2 separate regions of the Homo sapiens genome follow, and region 2 is linked to region 1. A link is a loop called in an ENCODE intact Hi-C map of the cell type or tissue named here. Cell type or tissue: Caco-2. All regions are shown on one strand. Each heading gives the region's core, and the rest is flanking DNA. Links, peaks and the distances in the headings are about the cores only.

Evidence for each region. Peaks named below come from ENCODE experiments on the same cell type or tissue, not always from the same donor. Only the 100,000 strongest peaks of a DNase experiment are listed, where the experiment ranks them.
Region 2: it touches region 1 in a loop (9-fold over the local background); 1 of 110 quality-filtered maps calls a loop at or near these places.

The regions. Positions count from the first base shown.
Region 1 is chr11:78,088,468-78,093,846 of GRCh38, reverse strand. No RefSeq gene overlaps it. Among named protein-coding and RNA genes, the nearest start is that of NDUFC2-KCTD14, 11 kb to the right of the region's middle. In Caco-2, for the core only: no CTCF peak of the experiment used is centred there; a DNase peak (open chromatin) is centred at 3,126.
Region 2 is chr11:77,799,350-77,804,728 of GRCh38, reverse strand. All of the region lies in intron 1 of RSF1 (remodeling and spacing factor 1), which reads left to right. Among named protein-coding and RNA genes, the nearest start is that of RSF1, 19 kb to the left of the region's middle. In Caco-2, for the core only: no CTCF peak of the experiment used is centred there; DNase peaks (open chromatin) are centred at 3,068 and 3,895.

The DNA of each region.
Region 1 (5,379 bases), core at 89-5,088:
ACAGGCAATGTATAAGGATGCCTATTCACACATTTGCCAATTTACTGTGTCATCAAGCTTTGCCAGTGACATCTGTTATCTTCATTTGTATTTCTCTTATGAGAGAGGTTAGAAACTTCTTATATGTTTAAAAGCCATTTGTATTTGATTGATTGATTGAGACGGAGTCTTGCTCCTCACCCAGGCTGGAGTGCAGTGGCACGATCACGGCACACTGCAACCTCCACCTCCCAGATTCAAAAGATTCTCCTGCCTTAGCCACCTGAGTAGCTGGAACTACAGGTGTGCACCATCACGCCCAGCTCATTTTTGTATTTTTAGTAGGGACAGGGTTTCACCATGTTGCTTAGGCTGGTCTTGAACTCCTGACCTCCAGTGATCCACTTGCCTTGGCCTCCCAAAGTGCTGGGATTACAGGCATGAGCTACCATACCTGACCCTATTTTCATTATTTTTTAAATAGAAATGGTTTATTAGATTGCTGAGGTTGGTCTTGAACTCCTGGGCTCAAGCGATCCTTTCACCTCACCTTCCAAAGTGCTGGGATTACAGGTGTGAGCCACTGTGCTCAGCGTAGCCATTTGTGTTTTCTCTCCTGAGTACTGTGTTGATATTCTTTGCCATTTTTTCTTTGAGACAGAGTCTCACTCTGTCGGCCAGACTGGAGTGCAGTGGCGCGATCTCAGCTCACTGCAACCTCCACCTCCCAGGTTCAAGCAATTCTTCTGCCTCAGCCTCCCAAGTTGCTGGGATTACCAACACAAGTCCCCACGCCCAGGTAATTTTTGTATTTTTAGTAGAGACAGAGTTTCACCATGTTGGCCAGGTTGGTTTCAAACTCCTGACCTGAAGTGATCCACCTGCCTTGTCCTCCCAAAGTGCTGGGGTTACAAGCGTGAGCCACCAGGCCCAGCCAGAAAGAATTTTTAAAGACACACTATAAACCATAAAGAAAAAGATTGGCTGGGTGTGGTGGCTGATGCCTGTAATCCCAACACTTTGGGAGACCAAGGCGGTTGAATTGTTTGAGCCCAGGAGTTCGAGACCAGCTGAGGCAACATGGTGAAATCCCATCTCTTCAAAAAAAATTAAAACATTTTTAAAAAATGGGTAAAAGATGAACAACCAATTCATTCATGGAAGAGGAAACTATAGAAGAATCAATAAATATGAAAATATATTCAGCTTTGCTAATAATAAAGGAAAAGCAAAACCATAGTGAAATAACATTTCTACTAGAAGACTGGCAAAAATTAAAGTTCGGCAATGGCAACAGACAACAGGCAAAGGTTGCCAAGGATATGGGGAAACCCAACAGAATCAAGTGGAAAACTATTGGAACTAATAGGAAAGTGTAGCAAAATTGCTGACTACAAGAGCAGCATTCTAATTAACCAATTAGAAAAGTAATAGAATATAAAGATATTTGCAACAGTAACAAAAACTATAAATATCTAGAGACATACTAGTGAAAATGTTCAAGAATTTTGTAGAGAAAATGCTAATGGTTTATTGAGGGATATAAAAGGAAATTTGAATAAATGCATAAATATATACCATGTTCATAGATCAGAAGACTCAGCATTTTAAATATATCAGTTCTTTCCATAGGAGTCTATAAATTTAATGAAATTCTAATCAATACCCTAATGAGATTTTTCAAATAACTTGACAAGGTGATTTTAAAATCATAAGGAAGTCTAAAGGTGTACGAATAGTAATAATAATAATTGCTAACATGTATTAGCTTTGAAAAAAAGTAGATGATACACCCTATCAGATATTAAAGAACAATTCAACACTATGGTTATTAGATTGTATGATATGGGTATAGTAATTGGTAAAGAGAACTGTGGAACAAAGTAGATTTCAGAAATAGACCATGGCATTTGTGAGAACGTGATGTGTATTAAAGGAGGCATTAAATACTAGTAGGGAAAAGATGGACTTTAATAATAAATGATGTTCGGCCAGTTTTCACGTGTAATATTCCTCACACTCAACACAAAAACAAAAATTCGAATGGATTAAACATGCAAAGCTAAAACTTGGGAAGAAAATATCTGAGCATATCTTTATGGTCTTAGAAAAAACAAGGCTTCTTAATAATATTAAAAACATAGACAACAAAGAAAAAGATTGATACATTTTACTAAACCAATAGTTTACACTTTATGACAACCACCCCAGACTCCATAAATAACATTCAAAGGCAAGCAGAATAGTTGGAAAAGATATCTGCCATATATTTAACAAAAGATTAGCATCAGAGTGTATATATAAGGCTAGCACAGTGGCTCACACCTGTAATCCCAATGCTTTGGGAGGCCGAGGTGGAAGGATTGCTTGAGCCCAGGAGCTCAAGACCATTCTGGACAACATAGTGAGGCTCCATCTCTACAAAAAATTTAAAAAATTAGCCAGCTGAAGGCCGGGTGTGGTAGCTCACACCTGTAATCCCAGCACTTTGGGAGGCTGAGGCAGGAGAATGGTGTGAGCTTGGGAGGCAGAGCTTGCAGTGAGCCGAGATCGCGCCACTGCACTCCTTCCTGGGCGATAAAGCAAGACTCTGTCTCAAAAAAAAAAAAAAAAAAATTAGGCAGCTGGGGTGGTGTAGGCCTGTAGCCCCAGCTACTTAGGAGGCTGAGGTGGGAGGATCTCTTGAGCCCAGGAGGTTGAGGCTGCAGTGAGCCATGATCATGCCACTGGACTCCAGCCTGCACCAAAGAGTAAGACTGACTCAAAAAAAAAAAAGGGCGGGGCGGGGCTGGGTGTGGTGGCTCACACCTGTAATCCTAGCAATTTGGGAGGCTGAGGCGGGTGGATCACTGTAGGAGTTCTGTCAGGGTGGTGGGAAAAGTTGTAAGAAAAAGTTATAGGGAAAGACGCAAACCTTCTTGGAAGGCCGGGAGGTTTTCCAAAAGCTTCGGAAGGGAATTATGGCTGAAGGCAGTCAAATTTTCTTATCCGGAGCCTGAGAGCAAAGGGCAGATAACAAGGGAATGTAAAGAAACTTATCTAGATAAATTTGTTTACTTCTGTCTCCAGAAACCAACCTTTGATCATTCGAGCACAGGACTGCTCTCTACCTGGGGGGTCAACAATGTTTATTACCCACAAACTGTGTTTGCTTCAACCCTTTGTCATTAAATATGTACTACATAAATGCGAGCAGGGCCAGCTTATTGGGACTGCACTCTCTCGGTGGCTGCTGCACTCTCTCGTCAGTGGTGCTGAGCCCTAGCTGCGCTGTCAGGCAAAACACCTGTGTCAGTGTACTTCTTTCATCCATTGCTCAGCCAGAGTCTGCGGGACAGACTCAGCAGATCACCAGGTCAGGAGATCGAGACCATCCTCACTAACACGGTGAAACCCCACCTCTATTAAAAATACAAAAAAATTAGCCGGGTGTGGTGGCATGCACCTGTAGTCCCAGCTACTTGGGAGGCTGAGGCAGGAGAATCGCTTGAACCCGGGAGGTGGAGGTTGCAGTGAGCCGAGATCGTGCCACTGCACTCCAGCCTGGGCAACAGAGCAAGACTCCATCTCAAAAAAAAAAAAAAAAAAAAAAAAAAAGATGATATGGTACTGGCATACACACATAGATAGACCCAATGGTACAGAATAGAGAGCCTAGAAATAAACCATTGTGTATATGGCCAAGTGATCTTCATCAAGAGTGCCAAGACTATACACGGGGGAAAGGATAGTCTGTGTTGGGAAAACTGAATATCCACATGCAAAAGATGAAGTTGGAACCTTACCTTATACCACGTACAAAAATTAAAATGGTCAGGCATGGTGGCTCACACCTGTAATCCCAGCACTTTGGGAGGCCAAGGTGGGTGCATCACCTGAGGTCAGGAGTTCGTGATCAGCCTGGCCAACATGGTGAAACCCTGTCTCTATTAAAAATTCAAAAATTAACCAGGCATGGTGGTAGGCACCTGTAATCTCAGCTACTTGGGAGGCTGAGGCAGGAGAATTGCTTGAACCCGGGAAGTGGAGGTTGCAGTGAACCGAGACTGCGCCACTGCACTCCAGCTTGGGTGACAGAGTAAGACTCTGTCTCAGAAAAAAAAAAAAAAAAAAAAAAAAACCAACTCAAAATGGATTAAAGGCCTAACTATAAGATCTAAAACTCCTAGAAGAAAATACAACTTCAGGCCAGGCGTGGCGGCTCATGCCTGTAATCCCAGCACTTTGGGGGGCCGAGGCAGGTGGATCACTTGAGGCCAGGAGTTTGAGACCAGCCTGGCCAACATGGCGAAACCCTGTCTCTACTAAAAATACAAAAAAATTAACTGGTGTGATGTCTCACGCCTATAATCGCAACTACTTGGGAACCTGAGGTGGGAGAATCACTTGAACCCAGGAGGCGGATGTTGTAGTCAGCCAAGATTGTGCCATTGCACTCCAGCCTGGGCGACACTGAGACCCTGTCTCAAAAAAAAAAAAAAAAAAAAAAAAAAGGAAAAGAAAAGAAAACAGCTTCAGAACACTGGATTTTGCAATGATTTCTTGGATATGACACCAAAAATATAGGTAACAAAAGCAACACTAGACAAATGGGACTACATCAAACTTTTTTTTTTTTTTGGAGATGGAGTCTTGCTCTGTCACCCAGGTTGGAGTGCAGTGGCATGATCTCGGCTCACTGCAACCTCCACCTCCTGGGTTCAAGTGATTCTCCAGCCTCAGCCTCCTGAATAGCTGGGAATACAGGCGCCCGCCACCACGCCCGGCTAATTTTTTGTATTTTAGTAGAGACGGTGTTTCACCATGTTGCCCAGGCTGGTCCCGACCTCCTGAGCTCAGGCAATCCGCCTGCCTCAGCCTCCCAAAGTGCTAGGAGTGTGAGCCACTGCGCCCGGCCGGGAATACATCAAACTTTAAAACTCCTGTACATCAAAGGAAGCAGAGTGAAAACGCAGCTTACAGAATGGAAGAAAATATTTGCACATCATAGATCTGGGCCAAGCGTGGTGGCTCACACCTGTAATCCCAGCACTTTGGGAGGCCGAGGCAGGTGGATCACTTGAGTTCAGGAGTTCGAGACCAGCCTGACCAACATGGAGAAACCCCATCTCTACTAAAATACAAAAGTAGCCAGGCGTGGTGGCGCATGCCTGTAATCCCAGCTACTCGGGAGGCTGAGGCAGGAGAATCACTTGAACCCAGGAGGTAGAGATTGTGGTGAGCCAAGATCGCACCATTGCACTCCAGCATAGGCAACAAGAGTGACACTCCGTCTCAAAAAAACAAAACAAACAGCCGGGTGCAGTGGCTCACGCCTGTAATCCTAGCACTTTGGGAGGCCAAGGTGGGCAGATCATGAGGTCAGGAGATCGAGACCATCCTGGCCAACACGGTGAAACC
Region 2 (5,379 bases), core at 74-5,073, 290 kb after region 1:
CTTGAGTAGCTGGGACCACAGGAACGTGTCACCATACTCAGCTAATTTTTTTTTTCTAGAGATGGAGTCTCACTGTGTTTCCCAGGCTGGTCTTAAACTTCTGGGCTCAAGTGATCCACCCACTTTGGCCTCCCAAAGTTCTGGGATTACAGGCGTGAGCCACCGTGGCTGGCTCTCCAACTATTAGACACCATGTGCTTATATAGACCTGTAATATTATTTGAGCTATAAGTAAAGGCTGGTCTCATGCCATTTATTTAGTGAAGGATGGTTCCATCATTTTACAAGGTAGAATGTCACCAACAAGACTGTCCCCATTTCACATGCCAGCTATAGGTGGGGTCCCCATGCTACCTGCCCTTCTACCCGACAGGCTACAAATCTGAGGATTTCCCATAACCCACCTCAGGTTCTGTAATTCACCGGAATGACTCACAGAACTCAAGAAAGTGCTTTATTTACAGTTATGGCTTTATTATAAAGGATACAACATAAGACCAGCCAGATGAAAAGACCCATAGGGCAAGGTCTGGAAGGGTCCTGGATGCAGAGCTTCTGTGCACTCTCCCTGTAGAATCAGGGCATGTCACCTTCCCAGCACATCATTGTGTTCACCAGTCAGGAAACTGCTCAGTATGACAGTTTTTTGTTTCTCTTTTCAGGCAGGGTGTTGCTCTGTTGCCCAGGCTGCAGTACAGTGGTGCAACATGGCCCACTGCAGCCCTGAGCTCCTGGGCTCAAGCGATCCTCCTGCCAAGTAGGGGGGACTACAGGCACATGTTACCATGCCCAGTTAATTTAGTTATATTTTTCTAGAGATGGGGTCTCACTATGTTGCTCAGGCTGATCTTGAATTTCTGGCTTCAAATGATCCTCCTGCCTTGGCCTCCCAAAGCGCTAGGATTATAGGTGTGAGCCACCACACTTGGCCATGCATAACAGCTTTTTTTTGAGATGAAGTCTCACCCTGTTGCACACACTGGAGTGCAGTAGCGTGCTCTTGGCTCACTGCAACCTCCGCCTTCAGGTTTAAGCAATTCTCCTGCCTCAGCCTCCTGTGTACCTGGGATTACAGGTGCGCACCACCATGCCCGGCTAATTTTTGTATTTTTAGTAGAGACAGGGTTTCACCATGTTGGCCAGGCTGGTCTGGAACTCCTGACCTCAAGTGATCCACCCGCCTTGGCCTCCCAAAGTGCTGGGATTACAGGCATGAGCCACTATGCCCAGCCAACATAACAGTTTTTATTAGGGTATTTGTTTTGTGATAGAACTCACTCTTGACTAGGCACAGTGGCTCATGCCTGTAATCCCAGCACTTTGGGAGGCCGAGGTGGGTGAATCGCTTGAGCTCAGGAATTCAAGACTAGCCTGGGCAACATGTTGAAACCTGTCTCTACAAAAAATAAAAAAATTAGCTGGGTTTGGTGACATGCAACTGTAGTCCTGGTTACTTGGGGGACTGAGGCGGGAGGATCACTTGAGCCCAGGAGGTGGAGGCTCCAGTGAGCCATGGTTGTGCCACTGCACTCCAGCCTGGGGAACAAAGTGAGACCCTCTTTCAAAACAAACAACTCACTCTCTAGTTCCTATCCTGTCCCTGGAGGTTGGGCTGAAACTACGTGGCATAAAGCCCCTACCCTCTAATCTCACAATAGGTCCTTCTGGCATGGCTAGCCCCTATCCCGTCCCATTTGTTCATAGTATATAATGTCTTTCATATGTTGCTGAATTCAGTTTGCTAGGTTTTTGTTTGTTTGTTTTTTAGAGATGAGGCCTCACTCTGTCACCCAGGCTGGAGTGAGAGGCACTGGAGAGGCGCTATATATCATAGTTTGCTAGTACATTGTTGAAAGTTTTTTTCTTGTGATATCTTTTAAATGGTTTTGGTGGCTCACTCCTGTAATCCTAGCACTTTGGGAGGCCAAGGCGGATGGATCACCTGAGGTCAGGAGTTCGAGACCAGCCTGGCCAACATGCCAACATGGTGAAACCCTGTCTCTACTAAAAATACAAAATTAGCCAGGCGTGCTGGTGCGTGCCTGTAATCCCAGCTACTTGGGAGGCTGAGGCAGGAGAATCGCTTGAACCCAGGAGGCGGAGATTGCAGTAGGCTGAGATCGCGCCATTGCATTCCAGCCTGAGCAATAAGAGTAAAACTCTGTCTCAAAAAAAAAATTAATTAATTAAATGGTTTCAGTATTAAAGTAAATGAAAATTTGTTCCTTCTATCCACAGAATACTCTGACACCAAATTTGTGGTTTTTCCACACCAAGCAATTTTCCATTTCTCTGCACACACCAAGTGGGTGTATTAAAATTTAATTTGATTCTGACACTTACTACCTAGAGTTACCACAGTCCCACAAATTAAAGACTCAGACCCACAAGACTGCCTTCCCACTTTAGACATCAGTTGCAAGTATTGGGTTCCAAGGGTCCCCACACTTCTGTCTGACTTGACTACAAATTGGGGGTTCTCACAACTTCCTTCTTAGGTTCAATAACCTACTGTATTGGCTCACAAAACTCAGGGAAACACTTTACTTCTGTTTCAGCTTTATTATGGAGGTTATAAACGAGCAGCCAGATGAAGAGGTACGCTGGGTAAACAAGATCTGGAAGAGTCCCAAGTGCAGGCGCTTCTGTCCCCCAGCACATGAATGCATTCACCAACTCAGAAGCTGTCTAAATCCTAGTTTAGGGATTATTATTATTATTATTTTATAGAAATGGGGTCTCTCTCTGTTGCCCAGGCTGTTCTTGCATTCCTAGGCTCAAGCGGTCCTCCTGCCTCAGCCTCCCAAAGTACTGGGATTACAGTCATGAGCTACCATGCCCAGCCAGTTTAGGGATTTTTTTTTAATGGAGGTTTCATCATGTAGGCATGATTGATTGTTAACCCAGTCTCCAGACTCTCTTCGCTCTCTGGAGGAAGTGGATGGGGCTGAAAGTTCCAGGCTCTAGGCATGTAATCATGGCTTGGTCTTCCTGGTGACCAGTTCTCATTCTGAAGATTCCAGGAGCCCACCAAGAGTTGCCTCATTAGAACAAAAGAGGCTTCTATCACCCAGGAAATTCCACGGGATTTAAGAGCTCTGTGTAGACACGCATGTTACCCCATTGCTCAGGAAATTGCAAGGAATTTAGGAGCTCTGTGTCAGGAACCAGGTCCAAAGAGCACATATTAGAACAAAAGATGCTGCTAGTGCCCTATCACTCAGGAATTTACAAGGATTTTAGGAGCTCTGTGTCAGGAACTGTGGAGCAAAGATCGAATATGTATTTCTTCTTTTTTTGAGACGGAGTCTTGCTCTGTTTTGCCCAGGCTGGAGTGCAGTGGCAAGCTCTCAGCTTATTGCAGCCTCCGCCTCCTGGGTTCAAGTGATTCTCCTGTCTCAAACTCCCGAGTAGCTGGGACTACAGGCATGTGCCACCACACCCGGCTACTTTTGTATCTTTAGTAGAGTTGGGGTTTCACCATGTTGACCAGGCTGGTCTCAAAACTCCTGACCTCAGGTGATCCAGCCACCTTGGTGTCCCAAAGTGCTGGGATTACAGGTGGAAGCCACTGAGCCCAGCCCCAACCATGTATTCTTATATATACAAGGTAATCCTGGCCTTATAAAATGAATTGGGAAGTGTGGGAAGTGTTCTATCCTCTTCTGTGTTTTGGAGGAGTTTGAGAAGGATTGGAATTAATTCTTTTTTTTTTTGAGAGAGAGAGAGAAGGCCTGGCTCTGTTACCCAGGTTGGAGTGCGATAGTGCGATTATGGCTCACTGCCACCTTGACCTAGTGGGCTTAAGCAGTCCTCTTGCCTCAGCTTCCTGAGAACTTAGGGTGCACCATCACACTCAGCTAATTGAAGAGACAGAGTCTCACTGTAGCCCAAGCTGGAGTGCAGTGGTGCAATCATACCTCCCTTCAGCCTTGAAGTCTTGGGCTCAAGCTGTCTTCCCATCTCAGCCTGTTGTGTAGCTGGGAGTACAGGTGTTTGCCACCAAGCCTAGCTAATTTTGAGTGTTTTGTAGAGATAGTGTCTTGCTGTGTTGCCCAGGCTGGTCTCATACTCTTGACCTCAAGTGATCCTCTCCCTTCCAAAGTGCTGAGATGACAGGCATGTGCTGCCACACCCAGCTGGTGTTAATTCTTTTATAAATGTTTGGTAGAATTAGTGAAGCCATCTGGTACTGGGCTTTCTTTGTGGAAAATACTTTTTTCTTTTCTTTTTTTTTGAGACAGGTTCTTGTTTTGTTGCCCAGGCTGCAGTGCAGTGGTGTGATCTCAGCTCACTGCAACCTCTGCCTCCCGGGTTCAAATGATTCTCCTGCCTCAGCCTCCCGCAAAGCTGGGATTACAGGTGTGTGCCAATACACCTGGCTAAGTTTTGTATTTTTAGTAGAGGCGGGGTTTCACCATGTTGGTCAGGCTGGTCTCCAACTCCTGACCTCAAGTGATCCACCCACATCGGCCTCCCAAAGTGCTGGGATTACAGGTATGAGCCACTACGCCCTACCACAGCCAAATTTTTCCTAAACTTTATTTTTATTTATTTATTTATTTTTAGAGAATAGGGTCTTGCCACGTCACCCAGGTTGGATGGAGTGCAGTGGCTATTCACGGGAGCAATCGTAGGGCACTTTGGCCTTAAATTCCTGATCTAAAGTGATCCTCACACATTAGCCTCCCACGTAGCTGCAGTGCTTTGTGGGAAAGCTGATTTGTGACTCAGTCTCTTTACTCTGTACAGGGATATTCACATTTTCTGTTTCCTCTTGAGTACATTTTGGTAGTTTGTTTCAGTGAAGTTGATAATTTCATCCAGGTTATCTAATTTGTTGGCATGCAATTTTCATAGTATTCTTTTATAATCTTTTTATTTATGTAAGGTTGTTAGTACTATCCCTGCTTGCATTTCTGACTTGGGAAACTTGAGTCTTCTATTTTTCTTCATCAGTCTAGTTAAAGGTTTATCAATTTTATTAATCTTTTCAAACAACCAGCTTTTCTTTTCTTTGAGTGTGATTCCATTTACATGACAAATTCAGAATAGGCAAATTCATAGAGACAGGAAATAAATTAATGGCTGCCCGAGATTGGGGTGGTGAAATTTGAAAGGACAAGATTTCCTTCTGGGTTAATGGAAATATTTTGTAATTATGTAGTGGTGATGGTTACACAATATTGTCTATTCATATCCTTTGCTTTTTTTTTTTTTTTTTGGAGACAGGGTCTCACTCTGTCACCCAGGCTGAAGTGCATAGACAAGATTATGGCTCACTGCAGCCTCGACCTCTCCTGATCTCAAGCGATCCTTTCACTTCCTGAGTAGCTGGGGCTATAGGCACATGCCACCACACCTGGCTAATTTTTGTAT